2 separate regions of the Homo sapiens genome follow, and region 1 is linked to region 2. Evidence: chromatin loops called from intact Hi-C (ENCODE). Cell type or tissue: HepG2. All regions are shown on one strand. Each heading gives the region's core, and the rest is flanking DNA. Links, peaks and the distances in the headings are about the cores only. Region 1 has its middle 9.1 kb from the start of KIF4B. Region 2 has its middle 36 kb from the start of MIR1303.

What was found. Peaks named below come from ENCODE experiments on the same cell type or tissue, not always from the same donor. Only the 100,000 strongest peaks of a DNase experiment are listed, where the experiment ranks them.
Region 1: a loop joins it to region 2, with 5 times the contacts of the local background. A loop is called at or near these places in 15 of 110 quality-filtered maps.

Annotation. Positions count from the first base shown.
Region 1 is chr5:155,001,980-155,007,359 of GRCh38, forward strand. No RefSeq gene overlaps it. Among named protein-coding and RNA genes, the nearest start is that of KIF4B, 9.1 kb to the right of the region's middle. In HepG2, for the core only: a CTCF peak has its summit at 2,566 (motif pointing left); a DNase peak (open chromatin) is centred at 2,552.
Region 2 is chr5:154,647,543-154,652,922 of GRCh38, forward strand. No RefSeq gene overlaps it. Among named protein-coding and RNA genes, the nearest start is that of MIR1303, 36 kb to the right of the region's middle. RefSeq lists enhancers at 1-325, 1-96. In HepG2, for the core only: a CTCF peak has its summit at 2,834 (motif pointing right); a DNase peak (open chromatin) is centred at 2,829; H3K4me3 peaks cover 438 bases.

The DNA of each region.
Region 1 (5,380 bases), core at 224-5,223, 350 kb after region 2:
GTCCGAGGTGGGCGGATCAGGAGGTCAGGAGATCGAGACCATCCTGGCTAACACAGTGAAACCCCGTCTCTACTAAAAATACAAAAACAAAATTAGCCAGGCGTGGTGGCGGACGCCTGTAGTCCCAGTACTCAGGCGGCTGAGGCGGGAGAATGGTGTGAACCCGGGAGGTGGAGGTTGCAGTGAGTCGAGATTGCGCCACTGCCCTCTAGCCTGGGCAACAGAGCGAGATTCCATCTCAAAAACAAACAAACAAACAAACATTTAATTCTCTATTTCAGGTCCTCAGCACTTCTTGCCTGAGTTCCTGATGGAATCGCCCAACTTTCCTTCAAGTTTTCCTCCTCTTCTCTTTCCATCCTATTTTATACAAGATGCCAGGTTATTATTCCTCAGTTTTGGTTGTGCTCTTACCACTCTCCTGTGCAAAATCCTTCGAAGCTTCCCCAAACCAACAGAAGAAAAATCCCGCTCTTTAAACTGACCTTGACAGGCACTTTCAGGCTGGCTTCCAGCACCTACCATCTCCATATGTAGAAATCTGACTTGCCCTCTAAAGCCTACATCAAATACTGTCTCCTCCAAGATGCTTCCCAGATGTTTTCTTAGCTGGAAGTTTTTACTGGCCTCTGGACTTTTTCTCCATTTTCATTAAGGTACTTGTATTAGTTTGCCAGGGCTTTCATAACAAAATACCATAAACTGGGTTGCTTAAACAATATAAATTAATTTTTTCACAGTTCTGGAGGCTAGAAGTGCAAGATCAAGGCATCGACAGGCTTAGTTTTCCTGAGGCATCTCTCCTTGATTTATAGACAGCTACCTGCTTACCAGGTCCTCTCATGGCCTATTTTTTTTTTTTTTGAGACAGAGTCTCACTCTGTGGCCCAGGCTGGAGTGACACAATCATGACTCACTGCAGGCTCAATTTCCTGGGCTCAAGCAATGCTCCCACCTCAGCTTCCCAAGTAGCTGGGGCTACAGGTGCATGCCACTATGACTGGCTTTTTTTTTTTTCTTTTTTTAAAGAGATGGGGCCGGGAACAGTGGCTCATGCCTGTAATCCCAGCACTTTGGGAGACCGAGGTGGGTGGGTCATTTGAGGTCAGGAGTTCGAGACCAGCCTGACCAACATGGTGAAACCCCACCTCTACTAAAAATACAAAAATTAGCTGGGCATGGTGGCGGGCAACTGTAATCCCAGCTACTCGGGAGGCTGAGGCAGGAGAATCACTTGAACCCAGAAGGCAGAGGTTGCAGTGAGCCGAGATCGTGCCACTGTACTTCAGCCTAGGTCACAGAGTGAGACTCCATCTCAAAAAAAAAAAAAAAAAAAAAGAGAGATGGGAATCTCTCTGTGGTGTTGCTGGTCTTGAACACCTGGTCTCAAGTAATCCTCTTGCCTTGGCCTCTCAGAATTCTGGGATTACAGGCGTGAGCCACTGCAACTGGTCTTTCTTCCTCTTACAGAGATACCAGTCATACTGCATTACGGTCCCATCCTAGATGCCTCATTTTAATTTACTATTTGAAATGCTATACCAAATACAGGCGCATGGATTAAGGCCCACCCATATGACCTCGTGTATCCCTGAATACCTCTTTAAACACCCTGTCTCCAAATAAGGTTACTGTCTGAGGAACTGCATGTTGGGACTTTGACATATAAATTTTGATGGGAGGACGCAATTCAATCCATAACAGCACTTAAAACTTCTTATTTTATTTTATGGATATTTGTGCACTTATTTTAACTCCCTTAGAAGATGGTAAGCTCCTTGAAGGCAGGAAGTATATCCTATCTCTATCCTTTTATCTCCCACAGTGTTTAATGGACTTTCTTGGACTTAGTAAATGCTCAAAATTTTTCGTTGAGTGAATGAATGTTATATAAAATAATTCTTGATTAATAATAATTTCTCGTTTCCCAAATTTTATATTAAAAAACTATATAGTGGAGATAGCATTGGGCTTGATGTCAAAGACCTGGGTTCTTTTCCCAACTCTGTCACTTTCCAGTTGTGTGCCCTTGAATAAGTCACCTAATCTCTCTGGGACTCCATTTCCTCATCTGTAAAGTGGGAATACTAACACTGTCCTGTTTGCTTTACAAGTCATTAATGAATATTAATAAAATAGTTTAGTAACCCTCAAAATATTTGGGGGCAACTACTATATACCAGGCATTGTTCTGGGCACTTGAGATATAATAGTGAACAAGCTGGGCCAGGTTCCTGTTGACAGAAGATTTTTCTCTCGGCCCCTTTGCTGGACTCGCAGCAGTGGTGCCCTGTCTACTTGGCCTGCCGCACTCAGCCCCTTCCGGGAGGGAGCATATGAGCGAGCCAGTGTGGGATCTGGCCGGCCACTCCGAGCATGACACAGGAGCAAGCTCTGTGTGGGGCCCATGGCCAGACCAGGTGCAAGGGTGCCCATGACAGAGAAGCTCCAGAGGGAGTGTTAGGGTGCTAATTAGCTCTTTTAGTTCTGCCATACACAGCCTGATGGATGGTGGCATGTTAGCAGCTCAGTCAGCCCCTGGCCCCATCATGTGGAATGGCTGCCCTCTGCTGGCAGGCGCAAAAGGCCAGTGTCATAGCCTTTTTGGGTACCCGTTCTCAGTGGGTCCCAAGCTCTTGTCCAGCATCCAAGAAGAATGAGGATATGCTGACAATCAAAGAGTGAGCAAGGCAGGGAGTTTTATTGAGTGATGAAACAGCTTTCTGTGGAGACAGGACGTTCCCCTAACTGAATGCGGGGAACCAGTGTGACTGAGTCTGGGGCTTTTATGGCCTCAGAATAGCAGGGCCATAGGTGGTATTGGAAAAGGCAACATTTGATTGGTTAAGAGGCATTATTCAGAAAGACTCAATAGGGAAAGGGTGGACAAACAAGAACAGAAGTTCTCACTCTGGCTTGTGGGTTTCATCTGGGACCAGCAGTCTGATCTTTCAGACTTCAGGCTGTTTTTTGGCTGGAAGGTGGGGTTTCACTGGTGGTCTGCCCCTATCTACCTGGGCATTTGGTTGCCTCCTGTCACTATCACTGTCCTCATTCTTGTTCTTGTGGTGAAATAGGTGATTAACAAGAAATTATTACTGATGAGTACCCAAAACAATTTCAGAAAGTGCTAAGTTCAATGCAGACTATAAAGCAACGTATGTGATAGTGGGGGCTTACCTCCTAGAAAGGGTGGTTAGGAAAGACCTCTCTGAGGAGGCATTTGAGCTGAGATGTGAAGAATGAGAAAGAAGTGGCTATTCTGGGGAGTGAGAGGTAGGAGGGATGAGTATTCCAGGCAGAGGGAGGACAAAAGGCCCCAAGGTAGGAGAGAATGAGTGTGAATATTCAAGTAAGCTAGTAGGGTAATGACATGTAAAATTTGCAGCTCAGTCAAATGCAAGGCTTCCCACCCATCACAGAAAGACCCTAGGGTTGGGGTTTTATTTCTGATTCATCCGTGGTGTACAGCTGGGGCATCACTTTCCACGTATGCAGGCTTGGGCATATCACCTTGCCTCTCATGGTTTCTCCTTCCCTGCCCTGCCTGGCTGCCAGTGTTAGGAGGGGGTCAAATGTGGCCATGTGGGTAAAGGCACTTTGAAAATATGAAGCACTGTATGTTTTCCAGGTGGTATCATTATTTGAAAACAAGTTACCTGCGATTAGGGATTTGGACTTTGAATTTTGCAAGTAGCTTGCTGATCAAATTTTCTGAGGAGAGCTGCAGTCACCCCAGCTCAGAGCTCAAAAAGGCCCATCTCAGGCTTTTCAAAGCAAATTGATAAGAATTAAGTAGAGGTAGCTGCAGTGATGTGAAAGCTGTGTTTTGTGGGGGTTGAATTCTAACTTTCTTGCCTACTGAGACTCTACACACATGATTTGGTGTGAGTAACCCCCCTGTTTGGGTGCTTGGATGCCTATTAAAACTATCTTGGGGTCAGGTCATTGTGTGTGTCTGTGTGCGTGAGATTTTACATTGCAATAGAATATTCCAGAAAAGAGCCATCTGCTCAGATGTTTTAAGCATGCCACTGCCCCCAGAACTGATGTGATTGAACATTATACACATACATCTTGAATAGTGAAATTGCACCCAGGCACATATAAATTACAGTAACAGAGCATTCTTTTTTTTTTTCAACATCCTTTCCTGATGAAAATTCTTTTTTTTTTTTTAAATTATACTTTAAGTTCTGGGATACATGTGCAGGATGTGCAGGTTTGTTACATAGGTATACACGTGCCATGGTGGTTTGCTGTACCTATCAACCCATCATCTACATTAGGTATTTCCCCTAATGCTATCCCTCCCCTAGCCCCCACCCTCTGACAGGTCCTGGTATATGATGTTCCCCTCCCTGTGTCCATGTGTTCTCATTGTGAGAACATGTAGTGTTTGGTTTTCTGTTCCTGTGTTAGTTTTCTGAGAATGGTGGTTTCCAGCTTCATCCATGTCCCTGCAAAGGACATGAACTCATCCTTTTTCACGGCTGCATAGTATTCCATGGTGTATATGTGCCACATTTTCTTTTCTTTTCTTTTTCTTTTTTTTTTTTAATTTTGAGATGGAGTTTTGCTCTTGTTGCCCAGGCTGTGGTGTAATGGCATGATCTTGGCTCACTGCAACCTCTGCCTCCCAGGTTCAAGTGATTCTCCTTCCTCAGCCTCCTGAGTAGCTGGGATTACAGGCATGTGCCACCACACCTGGCTAATTTTTTGTGTTTTTAGTAGAGATGGGATTTCTCCATGTCGGTCAGGCTGGTCTCGAACTCCCGACCTCAGGTGATCTGCCCACCTCGGCCTCCCAAAGTGCTGGGATCACAGGTGTAAGCCACCGTGCCTGGCCAGCGTGCCTTATTTTCTTTATCTAGTCTACCATTGATGGGCACTTTGGGTTGGTTCCAAGTCTTTGCTATCGTGGATATTGCTGCAATAAACATACATGTGCATGTGTCTTTACAGTAGAATGATTTATAATCCTTTGGGTACATACTCATTAATGGGATTGCTGGGTCAAATGGTATTTCTGGTTCTAGATTAACAATTATCCATCCACTCAACAGATATTTATTGAACATTTACTATGAGCAAGTCGCTGAGATAAACAAACATGCTCTCAAGTGGGTATCTGTTTCTATTGGTTGGACTCTTGGTCTCTGTCTGTCACTTTCTCTTTGTCTCTTTCCCATGTTCTTCCCTGCCCCCTTCACTTATGGATTTGCCTCATTGGAATCAAGATCCATTCAACTAGTGGGGCTTCCATAATTGAGGCTTGGGGCATATCAAATGGAACAGCTAATGGTGACTTTTTTTTTTCCCAAGGCAGTTTATCAATTATGAATGATCAGGCAATCGCAGATCAAAAGAGTCCCATTTC
Region 2 (5,380 bases), core at 330-5,329:
TGGGTAAGCGCTTCTTAGCCCGGCCCCGCCAGGGTTACGCGGAGGATTGAATGGCACTCTTCCCACACTGTGCCTGGCGCGTCCAGGCTCGGTCACTTAAGGCTGCTTTCCTGAACCACCGCAGGTCCCTTTTCCCACAGCCGCTCGAGTCCCCGTCAGCAGCTTGCTTGCCCTCTCAGGACTTGTTTGCAGGGTGCTAAAATGGCACTGGGGCTGTGGTGGCTGGCAAAGCACCCTGCAAATATTAATCCCCTTTCCATCCCTAAAACTTTGAGACCCGCCATTTAGCCTTACGGGGCCCGGTTTCCTCCTCTAGAAGCTGAAGATAAGTGAGACACTTCCACATGAGGTTGTACATTTACTATTCATTCAGCCAGCCGTTTTTTTTTTTTGAAGTGCTGGGCACAGTGTGGTCTCAGGCAGGCCCTACCCATGTCCTCCTCTCTCTTTCCCCTGGCGGGTGTGCAGGCCCCTGGAGGTTCCCAGGGCTAGTCTAGGCACCAGAATGCTGCTCGGTGAGAAATCTCAGAGCAATGTGGAAGCTTCTAATAGAGCTGTATTTACTCAACCACAAGGGACTAGCCTTTATTCTGAAATTTCCTGTTTGTATCTAGTTGTTAAAATGTCCATTTCTTTTATGAAATGATGGTAACCAGGGCTGGGAGTTTTCTTTTTTCTTATTTATTTATTTTGAATTGAGACGAGGTTTCTCTATATTGCCCAGACTGGTCTCGAACTCCTGGGCTCAAGCAATCCCCCAGCCTCAGCCTCCCAAAGTGCTGGGATTACAGCCCTGGGCCACTGTGCCTGGCCGGGAGTTGATTTTCTAAATGTTCTTGGGTTACCGGGTGCAGTGGATCAGCCTGGCTCAGTGGCTCACGCCCCAGGTAATCCTAGCACTTTGGGAGGCGGGCGGATCACCTGCGGCCAGGAGACCAGACTGGCCAACATAGTGAAACCCCGTCTCTATTAAAAAATACAAAAATTAGGCGGGCGGGCCGGTGCTCACCTGTAGCCCCAGCTACTCGGGAACCCGAGGCAGGAGAATTGCTTGAACCCGGGAGACAGAGGTTGCAGTGAGCCGAGATGAGATCGCACCACTGCACTCAAGGCTGGGTTACGGAGTTTGACTCTGTTTCAAAAAAAAAAAATAAATAGATAAGTAAATAAATGTTATTTAGCAAAATTAAAAGTTGACAGGCAACTCCAGTGTGACAGGAAGGCTCTAGAATGGCCTTCCGCAGTCCCCTCCTCCTGATATTCAAGCCTTTGTATGATCCCCTCCCCTCCAGAGTGGCTGGGGCTGGTGACTTGCTTCTAAGAAACAGAATGTCGCAATAATGACTTCTGTGATTAGATTAGCAATGACTGTGACTTCCATCTTGCCAGCTGACTTTTGCTCTTCTTGGCTTGCACACTTTGATGAAACAAACTGCCACACTGAAAAAGCAGCCAGGCTGGGCGCGGTGGCCCACGCCTGTAATCTCAGCACTTTGGGAGGCCGAAGCGGGCGGATCATGAGGTCAGGGGTTCGAGACCAGCCTGGCCAACATAGTGAAACCCCATCTCTACTGAAAATACAAAAATTACCCGGGCATGGTGCCTGGCACCTGTAATCCCAGCTATTCGGGAGGCTGAGGCAGGAGAATCGCTTGAACCCAGGTGGCAGAGGTTGCAGTGAGCTGAGATCGAGCCATTGCACTCCAGCCTGGGCAACAGAGCAAAACTCCGTCTCAAAAAAAAAAAAAAAAAAGGTCAGCCAATGATGTAGTAAGGAGCTGGTGGTCTCTGACCAACAGCTAGGGGTACTGAGGGCCTCAATCCAACAGCCCTGGAGGAACTGAGTCCTGCCAACAGCCAGGTAAGCTGGAAGCAGGTGGTTCCCCAGTTGAACCTTAAGGCTACTTAAGGAACCTTAAGGCGCAGCATGTAAAATTTCAGGAGGCACTCACATGTAACAAGTGTGCCCTGACCCCACCCTGTGTGGCCAACACCCTGAATAGCACCTGTGAGATACCTGCAGTGGAGGAGCCAGTGAATCTGTGCCCACTGGGTTTTAGGGTAATTCATTATGCAGCAATAGATAACCAATACATCTGGGTATTTTTAAATGCTCTTGGTCTGTGGAATCCAAAAACCAACTCCTTTTCAGGAGGTCATGTGAGATGGTATCTTAAGGGTGATGAGGCAGCCCCAGGACAGACCTAGATTCCTTTTTGTTTGTTTGTTTTGAGATGAGATCTTGCTCTGCGCCTAGGTTGAAGTGCAGTGACAAAATCTCGGCTTAGAGCAGCCTCAACCTCCTGGGCTCGAGCGGTCCTCCCACCTCAGCCTCCCAAGTAGCTGGGACTACAGATGTGCACCACCACACACGGCTATTTTTTTCTTTTTTGTATTTTTTTCTTTTTTCTTTTTCTCTGGCTGTGTTGCCCAGACCTAGATTCTAATCTCAGACCCTCCTCTAGTTAGCTCAGTAGCCTTAGGCAAGTTACTTTGATTTCTCTGAGCCTCAAATTTCTCACACAGAAAAATGGGTATAATACTGATTTCCTAAATTAAATTATGCATGTGTAAACACCAATAATTACCATTTCTAGAGCATTCTTTTGTGTTACAGCCAATGTTAAATGCTTTACATGCATTATTGCATTTTATCCTCACAAACTTATGGGGTCAGTTCATTTATTACCCCCATTCTTCAGATAAGAAAACTGAGAAGGTACAGGCGTGGTGTGTGCCGGATACATTGTAGGCCTTGAATAAATTGTGTCATAAATAAAGAAAAAAAAGCAAGCCTTCCAATATGCGCTTTCCTACCTGTTACCACTAGGTGGCAGCAAAGACAGGCAGACGAGCCAGCCTTTGCGCTTAGCTGAAAATGTATTCCTAAAAATTAATTTGCTTATTTAGATGAAATTGTATTCCTGCATTATTTTTTATTTTTACTTTTTATTTTTGAGACGAAATTTCACTCTTGTTGCCCAGGCTGGAGTGCAATGGCGCCATCTCGTCTCACCACAACTTAACGCCCCCCGGGTTCAAGCGATTCTCCTGCCTCAGCCTCCCGAAAAGCTGGGATTACAGGCATGCGCCACCAAGCCCGGCTAATTTTTTTTTTTTTTTTTTTTTTTGTAGTTTTAGTGGAGACAGTGTTCCTCCATGTTGGCCAGGTTGGTCTTGAACTCAAACCTCCGACCTCAGGTGATCCGCCTGCCTCGGCCTCCCAAAGTGCTGGGATTACAGGCGTGAGCCACCACACCCGGCCTCCTGCGTTCTTTTACTAAGTATTTATGTGCCAAGTGATTTACAAGAACTAGTTATATTCTCGTCACAACCATATGTGAGATTTGCTATTACCAGTTTACAAAGGCGGAGACTGGGGCTGAGAGGTATGACTTCCTAAGGGCCACACAGCTAGAAAATGACATGAATTAAGTTAAACGTGTGGTATGAATACTTCTAAAAGTTTTCTATGCCAATATACCTGAGTTGCTGTATAGATATTTTTAGAGAAAAGGGGAGTAATGGGAGTAATTTTGTTTGTGTGTGTTTTTAGAATTCTGATCATACATATTATTCTTTTTTTTTTTTTTTTTTTTTTTTTTGAGACAGAGTCTCACTCTGTTGCCCAGGCTGGAGTGCAATGGCGCCATCTCTGCAACCTCCATCTCCCAGGTTCAAGCGGCGATTCTCGCGCCTCAGCCTCCCGAGTAGCTGGAATTACAGGCGAGCTACCACACCCAGCTAATTTTTGTATTTTTTCGTAGAGACGGGGCTTCACCATGTTGGCCAGGCTGGTCTCAAACTCCTGACCTCAAGTGATCCACCTGCCTCGGCCTCCCGAAGTGCTGGGATTACAGGCGTGAGCCACCGCGCCTGGCCCATTTTATTCTTTAATTTTCTTCTTTCACCTGCCAGTGAATCTTAGAAACATTTCCAAGGAATCCATTCTTTTTGGCATCTGTACAGTATTCTATAGTGTGGGTGGATCACAAAATGTCTAGGTAATAAACCCTCTGTGGCTAGTCATCTGAATTACTTCTAATTTTTTGCTTTTACCAAAAAACAAAGAAAAATGTTCCAGAAATATCCACAAACAGATGTCACTGTGATGGTGTTTCTGTCAGTAGACTCCCAGGCGTGTGACCCCTGGGTTGTGGGGTGTGTGTAGCTGGGGTTGGTAAAGATGCTGGTCACTCACAGGTGGGTTGTGCCCATTTTCATCCCACCCATGGTGCCGGACAGAGCCTGTTTCCTCATGGCTTGGCCAACCCTGGAGGTTATCAATGTTTATTATTTTTTTTTTTTTGCTAATTTATTAATAATATGAAAAAAGTTTTAGTAAACAATTTAGTAATAGACTAAGCTACCTTAAAACAAAATGAGCTTCACTCTTCCTTGCAGGTGATCAGTCATGAGTTTGCATGGGGCCGGGCACGGTGGCTCACACCTGTAATCCCAGAACTCTCGGAGGCCAAGGCAGGCAGATCACAAGGTCAGGAGTTCGAGACCAGCCTGGCCAGCATGGTGAAACCCCATCTCTACTAAAAATACAAAAAATTAGCTGGGCATGGTGGCACGTGCCTATAGTTCCAGCTACTTAGGAGGCTGAGGTAGGAGAATTGCTTGAACCCAGCAGGGAGAGGTTGCAGTGAGCTGAGATCGTGCCATTGCACTGCAGCCTGGGTGACAGGACAAGACTCCATCTCAAAAAGAAAAGTCCAGGTGAGGTGGCTCACGCCTATAATCCCAGCACTTTGGGAGGCCAAGGCAGGAGGATCACGAGGTCAGGAGTTTGAGACTAGCCTGACCAACATGGTGAAACCCTGTCTCTACTAAAAATATGAAAATTAGCCAGGCATGGTGGCACGTACCTGTAATCCCAGTTACCCAGGAGGCTGAGGCAGGAGAATCACTTGAGCCCGGGAGGTGGAGATTGCAAGTGAGCCGAGATCATGCCATCGCACTCCAGCCTGGGCAACAGAGTGAGACTCTGTCTCCAAAAAAAAAAAAAAAAAAAAAAAGAGTTTGCATGGCCAGGCTGGGTGCCATGGCTCATGCCTGTAATCCCAGCACTCTGGGAGGCCGAGGCGGGTAGATAACCTGAAGTCAGGAGTTCAAGACCAGCCTGGGCAACATGCTGAAACCCCCTCTCTACTAAAAATACAAAAATTAGCTGGACATGGTGGCACACACCTGCAATCCCAGCTACTCGGGAGGCTGAGGCAAGAGAATCGCTTGAACCCAGGAGGTGGAGGTTGCAGTGAGCTGAGATCTGGCCACTTTACTCCAGCCTGGGTAACAAAATGTTACTCCATCTCAGGAAAAAAAAAAAAAAAAAAAAAAAAAAAGAGTCTGCATGGCCAAGACAGTCTCTAGG